Linked DNA regions of Homo sapiens: region 2 is linked to region 1. A link is an interaction called in ENCODE POLR2A ChIA-PET data of the cell type or tissue named here. Cell type or tissue: PC-9. All regions are shown on one strand. Each heading gives the region's core, and the rest is flanking DNA. Links, peaks and the distances in the headings are about the cores only. Region 1 overlaps LOC105377622 (a long non-coding RNA gene). Region 2 overlaps MGST2 (microsomal glutathione S-transferase 2).

Region 1 (5,384 bases), core at 208-5,207:
TTTCAAGACGATTTGAGAGGAGGCAGTAAACACAATTTTCTTTCCTCACGGACAACATAATCCTCTTAGCAATAATTTATCATAATTTCTTTGAGCTTCAAAGGGACAAATGGGTTTGTAAATATTTCAGTTTGAGGGTTTTCTGACCCCAACCACTTAGTCAAATAAATAAGCTGCTATTTCCAGGAATTCAACATTGGTTTCCTTACTAAACTGAAGAATCCCTTATATAATGTAAACAACCACCCTCTTATTTTGTTTGTATATTCTGAGTTTCACTTTCCTATTTATATATCTGTACCTACCCACAAGACACTGATGTCCCCAATCTGCTTCTTACAAAGAGGCAGAGTTATGCAGGCCTCACGATGCAACTGCTTCTGGAAAATGCAACTGCGTGCATGGTGAATCTTCAGCTGGTGAGATATTACAGATTTCTTTTAAAATTTTTTCTAGAGAGAAATGGGTTAAGGAAATAAAGATATTGGAATGGGGCGGGAACGTGAGGTGATTATTTTAAAGACTTGGGAGGGAATAGAGTATAATAGTTGAGTATAGCTTCTAGAGTTAGACTGCCTAGGTTTGAAAGCAAACATTGCTATTTGCTAGTTCCGTGCCCTTAGGAAAGTCACTTAAGCCCCTGCACCTCATATTCCTTATTTGTAAAATGGTGGTAAAGACAGTAGCTATCTTTTAAAGTTGCTGTGAGAATTGAGTGACTCAGTGTTGTAAAGACCCTCGAATAGTGTCTGGCACATAGAAATATAGATATAGTACATATAAAATTATATATACATAATATGTACATATATAATAAATATATAAACATATACATACATGTAATATATGATATATAAAATATATCATATAATAGATAAATATATACATATAATAATTATATGTACATATTTATGTTATATAATTATTATATGTATATATTCATAAGCATATATGTATTTATATATACTTATATATATACATGTATTTATATATACTTATATACATACATGTATTTATATATACTTATATACATATATATTTATAAATATATGCATTTATATATACTTAAAATGTATATATTTATAAATTTTATTATAAATGCATACATATATAACTTATATACAATATATCACATTTATATATAATATATAATTTTTATATGCATATATGTTTATGTAAATTATATATAAATATGTATATGGGCTGGCGTGGTGGCTTATGCCTGTAATCCTAGCACTCTGAGAGGCCGAGGCGGGCTGATCACCTGAGGTCGGGAGTTCCAGACCAGCCTGGCCAACATGGTGAAACTCCGTCTCTACTAAAAATACAAAAATTAGCCGGGCATAGTGGCACACGCCTGTGATCCCAGCTACTACTCGAGAGGCTGAAGCATGAGAATCGCTTGAGCCTGGGAGGCAGAGGTTGCAATGATTTGAGCTGAGACTGTGCCACTGCACTCCAGCCCGGGAGACAGAGCGAGGCTGTGTCTCAAAAAAATGTTTATATATATATATAATCCTTCTCCCTCAGTTACTAAACAGCCTTCCCTGGACCTGACTATCAGCAATGAGAATTACTCTTCTTTGCCCCATTTCTCTCCTTCTGCCTAAGCCAGAACAATCACTTCTCCTGGAGACAGATTCATTATGAAAGGACTTTAATTCTGGTCTGACAGACTGCTTGACATTGGAGTGAATTCTCAAGGCTTATCAAAATCATCTCGTGGAATGATGAGTTGACTTGCACCCACTGAAACGGGGGCAAATCTCCTTCAAAAGATCATGCCAAAGACTGTGTGGGTACCGGAAAGGCTGTGTGGCAGGGAAAAGGTTTGCTCTAACCTAGAAGCCTGCAAGGTCCCCTCTGCACGCCCAAGCAGCGGGCCCGAGTTCATTATGGCCAGCAAAGCCAACTGACACCACAGGAAACAGAGCTCGTGGGACACCCCATGACACGAAGTTTTCAACCTCATTGCTTCCCCCTGAAGTCAAGTTTAGTCACCTGTGCTGTGCTGGACCAGCCATGAAAGTAATGAGGGAACTGGATCACTCCAGGGAAGCCCAGGTGGAATAATAGGTGTCACTCAAAAGTACAGCTTTCAACTTAAAAAGGAAGGAAATTCTGATACATGCTACGTGGATGAACATTGAAGGCATGATGCTAAGTGAAATAAGCCAGTCACAAAACAACAAATATTGTATGATTCCATTTATATGCGGTACTTAGACTAGTCACATTTATAGAAACTGAAAGTAGAAGGGAGGGTGGTTGCCAAGGGCTAGGGGAAAAAGGGAATGGAGTTAGTGTGTAATGGATGTATTTCAGTTTTGCTAGATGAAAAAGTTCTGGAGATTAGTTGAACAATGTGAATGTACTTACTACTGAGTTGCAGACTGAAAAATGGTTAGTATGGGCCAGGCGCGGTGGCTCACACCTATAATCCCAACACTTTGGGAGGCCAAGGTGGGCAGATCACTTGATGTCAGGAGTTCAAGACCAGCCTGGCCAACATGGTGAAACCCATCTCTACTAAAAATACAAAAAAATTAGCCACGCATGGTGGCGCATGCCTGTAATCCCAGCTACACAGGAGGCTGAGGCACGAGAATCGCTTGAACCCAGGAGGCAGAGGTTACAGTGAGCCGAGATCACGTCACTGCACTCCAGCCTGGGCAACAGAGATAGACTCTGTCTCCAAAAAAAAAAAAAAAAAAAAAGTTAGGATGGTAAATTTAATGTTATGTATACTTTTCCACAATTGTTAATTAATTTTTTAAAGTGCAGCTTCTGATGGCACACGTATCTCTCCCTCTTCTTTGTCTCCAGAAGATGAGAGGGAGCATGAGACAGCAGATAGGATGCGTCATCTTATTGCATTTATTTCTGTAGACCATGCATTGAGGCTGTCTGACCTTCAATTATTCATTAAACAAATATTTACTGAGTTGAGTACGTACTACATGCCAAGCATTGTTCTAGAGGCTGGAGTTACAGCAGTGAACAGAAAAAGATCTCCCCAGTTCCCTAGTCACAGGGATCTCACCTTCTAGCAGGTGGAGAAAAACAATAAGTAAATAAGCAAGTAAGATATATGGTATTTATATGGCAATAAGAGCTATGGAGAAAAATAAAGCAAAGAAGGAGGAAGAAGAAGAGTGTTTCAGGGTTGTATTTTTAAATAAGGTGGTCAGGGGAGACCTCACTGAGAGGATGGTATTTGAGTAAGACTTGAATGAGATTAGGGAGTTAGCTATTTAGGTATCTGCAGGAAGAGTGTTTCAGACAAAATAAAAAGTCAGTGCAAAGGCCCTGAGGCAGAAACATGAATGGGGTGTTTAAGGAAAAGCAAAGGGGCCATTGTGGCTGAAAAGGTAAGCAGCAGCAGAGAGACAGTCTAAGAAGAGGTTAGAAACATCACAGAAGCAGCCCAGATCATGAAGGTTGAGACGGAGTCTCGCTCTGTCACCTAGGCTGGAGTGCAGTGGCACAATCTCGGCTCACTGCAACTTCTGCCTCCTGGGTTCCAGTGATTCTTCTGCTATACCTCCCGAGTAACTGGGACTACAGGCACCCACCACCATGCCCAGCTAGGTTTTATTATTATTATTAGTAGTAGTAGTAGAGACAGCGTTTCACCATGTTGGCCAGGCTGGTCTCAAACTCCTAACCTCAAGTGATCTGCCCACCTCAGCCTTCAAAAGTGCTGGGATTACAGGCGTGAGCCACCCTGCCTGGCCCCATTATTTGTAAGAGTTTGACTCATACTCTGAGACAGTAACTAGAGGAATGATATGATCCAACTTCCATGTTAAAAGGATCACCAGGGGTTGGAGGCGGGGGTGTCAAGGGCAGGATCAGGAAGACTAGTAGGACTGCAATACTCCAGGCAAGAGATGCTGAGAGCTCAGCCCAAGCAGGTAGCTATGGAGGTGGTAAGATGTGGGCAGATTCTGGGTATATTTTGAAGATAGGGCCAACAGGATTTACTGAGAGACTGGAGGTAAGGCTCCACAGAAAGAGAAATAAGAGAAACATTAAAGATGACCGTATCGGTTTCCTGGGGCTGCTGTAACACATCACCACAAACTTGGCGGCTTAAAACAACAGAAATTTATTCTCTCACAGTTCTAAGGCCAGGAAGTCTGAGATTAAGGGGTTCTTGCTTCCAGGGGCTCTAGAGCAGCAGTCCTCATCCTTCCGGGGCCGGTTTTGTGGAAGACCATGTTTCCACGGACAGGGGCAGGAGTGCCGGGGGAGAGAGGCAGCAGGGTGGTGGGTGTGTGTGTGGATGGTTTCGGGATGAAACTGCTCCACCTCAGATCATCAAGGATTAGTTAGATTCTCATAAGAGCACGCAACCTAGATCCCTCACGTGTGTGGTTCACAATAGGGTTTGCATTCCCATGAGAATCTAATGGCACTGCTCTGACAGGAGGTGGAGCTCAGGTGGCAATGCTCATGGGGCCGCTCACCTCCTGCTGTGTGGCCCAGTTCCCAACAGGCCATGGACCAGTACCATCGCAGCCCAGAGGTTGCAGACCCCTGCTGTAGAGGATATTCTATTCCTTGTCTCTTCCAGCTTCTGGTGGATCCAGGCGTTCCTTGGCTTGGGGTTACATGACTCTAGTCTCTGCCTTCTCCTCTTTTCTGTGTCACCTGTCCCTTGTAAGGACAACTGTCATTGGATTTAGGACCCACCCAGATAATCCAGGATGATTCCACCATGAAATCCTTAACTTCATTAAATCTGCAAAGACCCTTTTTCTGGCTTACACAAAAATGCTTCTGGTTGTTTTAAAAGATAAACCAGTTTTGTTTAACTTTGTTTACTGCAGGCACTAGAAGTGCAATTGGCCCTCTTGAAATTTGGGATTATTTAAAAATAAAGGCTGGGAGCAGTGGCTTATGCCTGAAATCCCAGCACTTTGGGAGGCCAAGGCAAGTGGGTCACCTGAGATCAGGAGTTCAAGACCAGCCATGGCCAACATGGCAAAACCCAGTCTCTACTAAAAATACAAAAATTAGCCAGATGTGGTGGCAGTTGCCTATAATCCCAGCTACTTGGGAAGCTGAGGCAGGAGAATTGCTTGAACCTGGGAGGCAGAGGTTGCAGTGAGCTGAGATCGCACCATTGCACTCCAGCCTGGGTGACAGTGAGACTCCGTCTCAAAAAAAAAAGATCCTTTTTCCAAATCAGGTCACATTCTCAGGGCCTGGCGTTAGGATGTGGACATACCTTTTTGTGAGCCATGATTCAACTCACTACAGTGACTCTTATTTTAATCTGAGCAACTGTAAAGATGAACTTGCCATTAACTGAGATGGAGAAGAATGCCAGTTTGGGAGAGAAGTCCAGGAGCTCGGTGCTGGACATGTCAGGGTTG
Region 2 (5,384 bases), core at 278-5,277, 72 kb before region 1:
TTAACTTCCTCTTTTCACCCCATAATAAACTTCTGGCATGGAGACAGAGCAAGGAACACTCTTAGGGACCTGCTAGCCACCTCAAGCACGGAAATAAAAACTCTTGAGTTCCTTCAAGGGAAATTCCAAGCACCTTGCTATCCTTCAGTCCCGCTAAGCGAGAAGATAATAATAGTTTAAATAATAGTCACCCAAATAAGACAGAGTTACAAGACGTTCGGTTCCCTATAGAAACTAAAGACAACGTCTTCACATAAGTTCTTGAGTTGTTTCTCAGAAACCAGGACCTCCACCAGATGGAAAATGCTGACCACTGTCACACAGACCTCAGCTAAGCGGGAACTGAGGACTGAATTCTGACCACCATTCCCTGTTCTAAATTTCTTCCTGAGGGGCCTGCAGAGAATCACACACACGGGTTAAACCTCATGAAAGGAAAATAAATCTTAGGACCCCCAAATCACTAAGCCAAAGGGAAAAGTCAAGCTGGGAACTGCATTGGACAAACCTGCCTCCCATTCTATACCTAAATAAGATAGCTATAAAGATTTTGTTTTTTTAAGAGACAGAGTCTCATTCTGTCACCCAGGCTGGAGTGCAGTGGCATGATCTCAGCTCACTGCAACCTTCACCTCCTGGGTTCAAGCAATTCTCCTGCCTCAACCTCCTGAGTAGCTGGGATTACAGGCATGTGCCACCATGCCCAGCTAGTTTTTTGTATTTTTAGCAGAGATGGGGTTTCACCATGTTGGCCAGGCTGGTCTTGAACTCCTGACCTCAAGTGATCTACCCGCCTTAGCCTCCAAAAGTGCTGGGATTACAGAAGTGAGCCACTTTGCCTAGACACCAGATAAAAAAAGAAAAAAAAAAAAAACTACATAGCTCCCTCACAATTTACCCACAAGGAAATTCCTTGTGGACAAAGGACAGACAGAACTCAAAGTGATTCCTCTGCTCACTTGAGACAAATACATATCTGATTGCTTCCTTTGATTCAGTAAAAGGCTAATCAGAAACTCAAAAGAATGTCTCCTATCTACCTATGACCTGGATATAGACTTTGAGTTGTCTCGCCTTTCCGGACTGAACCAATGTACATCTGACATAAATGAATTGATGTCTCATGTCTCCCTAAAATGTATAAAACCAGGCTGTGCCCTGACCACCTTGGGCACATGTTGTCAGGAGCCCCTGAGGCTGTGTCACGGGCATGTCCTTAACCCTGGCAAAATAAATTTTCTAAATTGTCTCAGATACTTTTTAGCTTAGAACCTTAATATTTCTTTCTGCTGACCCAAGTTTTTAGACAAAGCCTTGCTCCCTTAACCAACTGCAAACCAAAGAATCTCTGAATCCACCTGTGGCCTGTAAGCCCCTGTGTCAAGATATCCTGCCTTTTGAGGCCAAACCAAGGTATAACCTCCATGTATTGATTTATTATCTTTCCTATACCTTCTGCTTTCCTGAAATATACCCCTGCCTTTAAAAACCCTTGCTTGGGCCAAGTCTGTTGGCTCACTCCTGTAATCCAGAATTTCAGGAGGCCAAGGTGGGAGGATCACTTGAGACTAGGAGTTCAAGACCAGCCTGGGCAACATGGTGTGACCCTATCTCAAATTTTAAAAACCCATTTAGGCATGGTGGTTCACACCTGTAATTCCAGCATTCTGGGAGGCCGAGGCAGGAGGACTGCTTGAGCCCAGGAGTTTGAGACCAGCCTGGACAACATAGTGAGAACCCATGTCTAGAAAATAAAAATACAAAAATTAACCAGGTGTGGTGATGGTGCACGCCTGTAGTTCCAGCTACTTAGGAGGCTGAGTAGGCAGGATCGCTTGAGCCTGGGAGGACAAGGCTGCAGTGAGCCAGGATCAATGCACTCCAGCCTGGGTGACAGAGCAAGACCCTGTTTCAAATAACAATAAAATAAATAAAATTTTAAAACCCTTGCCTGAAAGCCATTGGGGAGTTAGGGTCTTAAGCATTAGCTGCCCAGTTCTCCTTGCTTGGCACCCTGCAATCAATGCTTCCCTTTCTGTCACTGCAAATCCTGGTGCTTGTGTTTGTTTCTGTATGCTGGGTGAATGGACCCACGTTCAGTTGGGTTACAGTAACTATTATTTCGCTTCACATTATTTATTTCAGTTTTAGCTCCTTACCAGTTGTCTCCCCCACTATCTCCTTGTCTGACTTGTTTTAGTACCTCAATATCTGTTTCCTACCTGCTAATATTTTAAAAATGTTTCCTTTTAAAATTCCACACCAAGTGTATAGTTTGGGTCTCTCCCTGTGTTAAGAGTATTAGAGGCAATGTGTTTCCTACTGGAACAGGATATGATCTCCCCCTCTCACAAGAAGTCAATATTGATCCTGGTGTAGCAAGGGCTCTCAAAGCAGGCTCTTCCCTTCCACTAATCCCCTTCTGCTACAAATAAGCTGTTGTTTAGGATTTAAACATTGTCACTGAATATCTAAAGTGTGTAAATGCTGTCCGGGCCCAGTAGTAGCTCACGCCTGTAATCCCAACACTTTGGGAGGCTGAGGCTAGTGGATCACTTGAGGTCAGGAGTTTGAGACAAGCCCGGCCAACATGGTGAAACCCCGTCTCTACTAAAAATACAAAAATTAGCTGAGTTTGGTGGTGCACACCTGTAGTCCCAGCTACTCAGGAGGCTGAGACAGGAGATTTGCTGAAACCCAGGAGGCGGAGGTTGCAGTGAGCTGAGATCGCACCACTGTACTCCGAGTCAAAAAAAAAAAAAAAAGTGTGTAAATGCTTGGGATTGGAGTTTTCTCATTCATACTGCAGCCTGAGAGAGCAGAGTGAGGAGAAGGAATGTACAGATGGGCCCTGACTGTCTCCAACCCTGGGCTCCATCCCTCCAGGGCAGCATCAATCTGGAAAGGCCAATGACTCATGGGCTCAGCTAAAGGGATTTGTCCATTGAGGGGGAAATGAGGACTTGGCCACTCTGCACCTGCTATTACCATTGCTTCTAACATGCTTCACAGCCTTGCAGAAAATACTTGGCAAGTCTTCTTGTTTCCACCTATAAAATGGAAATAATGAAAGGTATGTGCTCCTAGACTTATGAATTAGTAATGCACAGGAGCCTAGAGCTTCAAAATGAGGCTGGGAGTAAGCAAGCCTTAAAAGTGCTATCTTTTCTTACGTTAATTGCACCCAATGGGCATCTGTTTGTGACACTAGCAAGTGTGAGGAATGAGCTTCAGTAAATGGAAGAGGTACTGAGATATCCCACCTACTCCCAGTCCAGCCCCAAGAAAGAGGATTCAGCTGGGCTCACCTCCAGCCCCAAGGGATAGAAGCCCTTCTGTTCTCTCAGGTGAGGGGCCTCAGAGAGACCATGGCTATTTTTGGAATAATATGATGAGAGTGGGGCCAGGTGCGGTAGTTCGTGCCTGTAATCCCAGCACTTTGGGAGGTTGAGGCGGGTGGATCACTTGAGGTCAGGTGATCAAGACCAGCCTGGCCCACACGGTGAAACCCCATCTCTACTAAAAATACAAAAATTAGCCAGGTGCAGTGTCGTGTGCCTGTAGTCCCAGATACTCAGGAGGCTGAGCCGGGAGAATCACTTGAACCTGGGAGGCAGAGGTTGCAGTGAGCCGAGATCACACCACTGCACTCCAGCCTGGGCCACAGAGTGAGACTCCCTCTCAAAAAAACAAAAAGAACAACAACAAAAATTAGCCGGGCATGGTGGCGCACCTGTAGTCCCAGCTACTCGGGAGGCTGAGGCAGGAGAATTGCTTGACCTTGGGAGGCAGAGGCTGCAGTTGAGCTGAGATCACACCACTGCACTCCAGCCCGGGCGACAGAGCAGTAGGTCTGAAAATATATATACGTATATATGATGAATATATGATGACAGTGGGGTGCTATTTCACCTCCTTTTCTGTAGAGTTTCAACTTTATTTCCCTTATGAGTTGATTAAAACCTCTAGATAATAATCTCCTTTTGCTTTGCCTGTCTTTCCTCTTTCCCTAGCTTTCTCCAGAGATACACATGTGCTGAGGAGAAACCAAAAATGAAATCCTAACCCCCAAACAACTGAACAGACCCACTCTTGGCCGAGGGAACCCCAGAGAGACCTGAAAAACTGAATTCCCTGCCGTGAGGGGAAGGGAGGTAGGACACACCTGGTTGTGCCCCCTCCCTTTTGGAGTTTAGGCACAACTGCCCAGGATTAAGGTTAAAATGGGGATCATAAGACTAACAAAGCCGGCTGCAGCAAGAAGACATCAAATTGTAGACAAGACCTAAGGCCTTACAAGGCAAGGGTTAAGTCACGCCCTACAAACCATCAAATCTCATTAGGCCAGTTCTTTTAAATTAACCCAGTATGTGGCTTACTTTCCAACTGACTCTGGTATAGCATCACATGACCTCTTTATCTTTTTTTTTTTTTTTTTGAGATAGGGTCTCACTCTCACCCAGTCTGGAGTGCAGTGGCATGATCTCGGCTCACTGCAACCCATGGACTCAAGCAATTCTCACACCTCAGCCTCCCAAGTGGCTGGGATTACAGGTGAGTGCCACAACACTCAGCTAATTTTTTGTATTTTTAATAGAGACAGCATTTCATCATGTTGCCCAGGCTGGTCTTGAACTCCTGGGCTTAAGTGATCTACCCACCTTGGTCACCCAAAGTGCTTGATTAAAGGCATGAACCACCACACCTGGCCACCCCTTCTCTTAATGTAAGCATTTCTTTGTGCTGAATTCAAGTCTTTAAACAAAGCTTTACTCCTTTAACAACTGCAAATCTGAGAATCTCTGAGTCCACTTATAATCTGTAAGCCCCCTGGCTTTAAGATATCCCACCTTTTGGGGCCGAACCAATAGATACCTTCCATGTATTGATTTATGTCTTTGCCTATAATTCCTGCCTCCTTAAAATGTATAAAACCAAACTGTAACCCAATTGCCTTGGGACCACCCACTGAAGGCTTCTTGGGTTTGTGTTTTCTCCGAGCCATGGTCACTCATATTGGCTCAGAATAAACCTCTTTAAAAGATTTCACAGAGTTTGGTATTTCTGTTAACCGCCCCCCCCCCGCCCCCCACCGAAGGAAATCAGAATATTACACCTCAAAATATGACTGAACTAAAGAAGCTGCCTCAAGGTCTTTGTGACCTCTCCACTGCCTCCTGTCTCAACCTGTGGTCTCTACCAAGGCACAGGATGCAGCTGGGCAGTCCTCTGAAACTCCCTTATCTACCTAGAAACCAGACCCCCTAAGACAAACACAATTGCCTGCCGTCTCCTCCCTCAGACCTCATTATCTCATGTGGAAAAGAAGACCGAGGAATGCACACACCTGGACGAACTTTCCCACCAGATTAAGCCTACCCCTC

The links. ChIA-PET counts read pairs that join two places held together with the same protein. Peaks named below come from ENCODE experiments on the same cell type or tissue, not always from the same donor. Only the 100,000 strongest peaks of a DNase experiment are listed, where the experiment ranks them.
Region 2: POLR2A ChIA-PET joins it to region 1 with 11 read pairs; 3 of 35 experiments call an interaction of 5 or more read pairs at or near these places.

Annotation. Positions count from the first base shown.
Region 1 is chr4:139,597,718-139,603,101 of GRCh38, reverse strand. It overlaps LOC105377622 (a long non-coding RNA gene), which reads left to right. Exons shown (of 6, transcript NR_171655.1): 5 at 345-419; 6 at 1,531-5,384. Among named protein-coding and RNA genes, the nearest start is that of QKILA, 23 kb to the left of the region's middle. In PC-9, for the core only: no CTCF peak of the experiment used is centred there; a DNase peak (open chromatin) is centred at 2,941; H3K27ac peaks cover 1,325 bases.
Region 2 is chr4:139,669,959-139,675,342 of GRCh38, reverse strand. All of the region lies in intron 1 of MGST2 (microsomal glutathione S-transferase 2), which reads right to left. Among named protein-coding and RNA genes, the nearest start is that of MGST2, 6.8 kb to the right of the region's middle. In PC-9, for the core only: no CTCF peak of the experiment used is centred there; no DNase peak of the experiment used is centred there.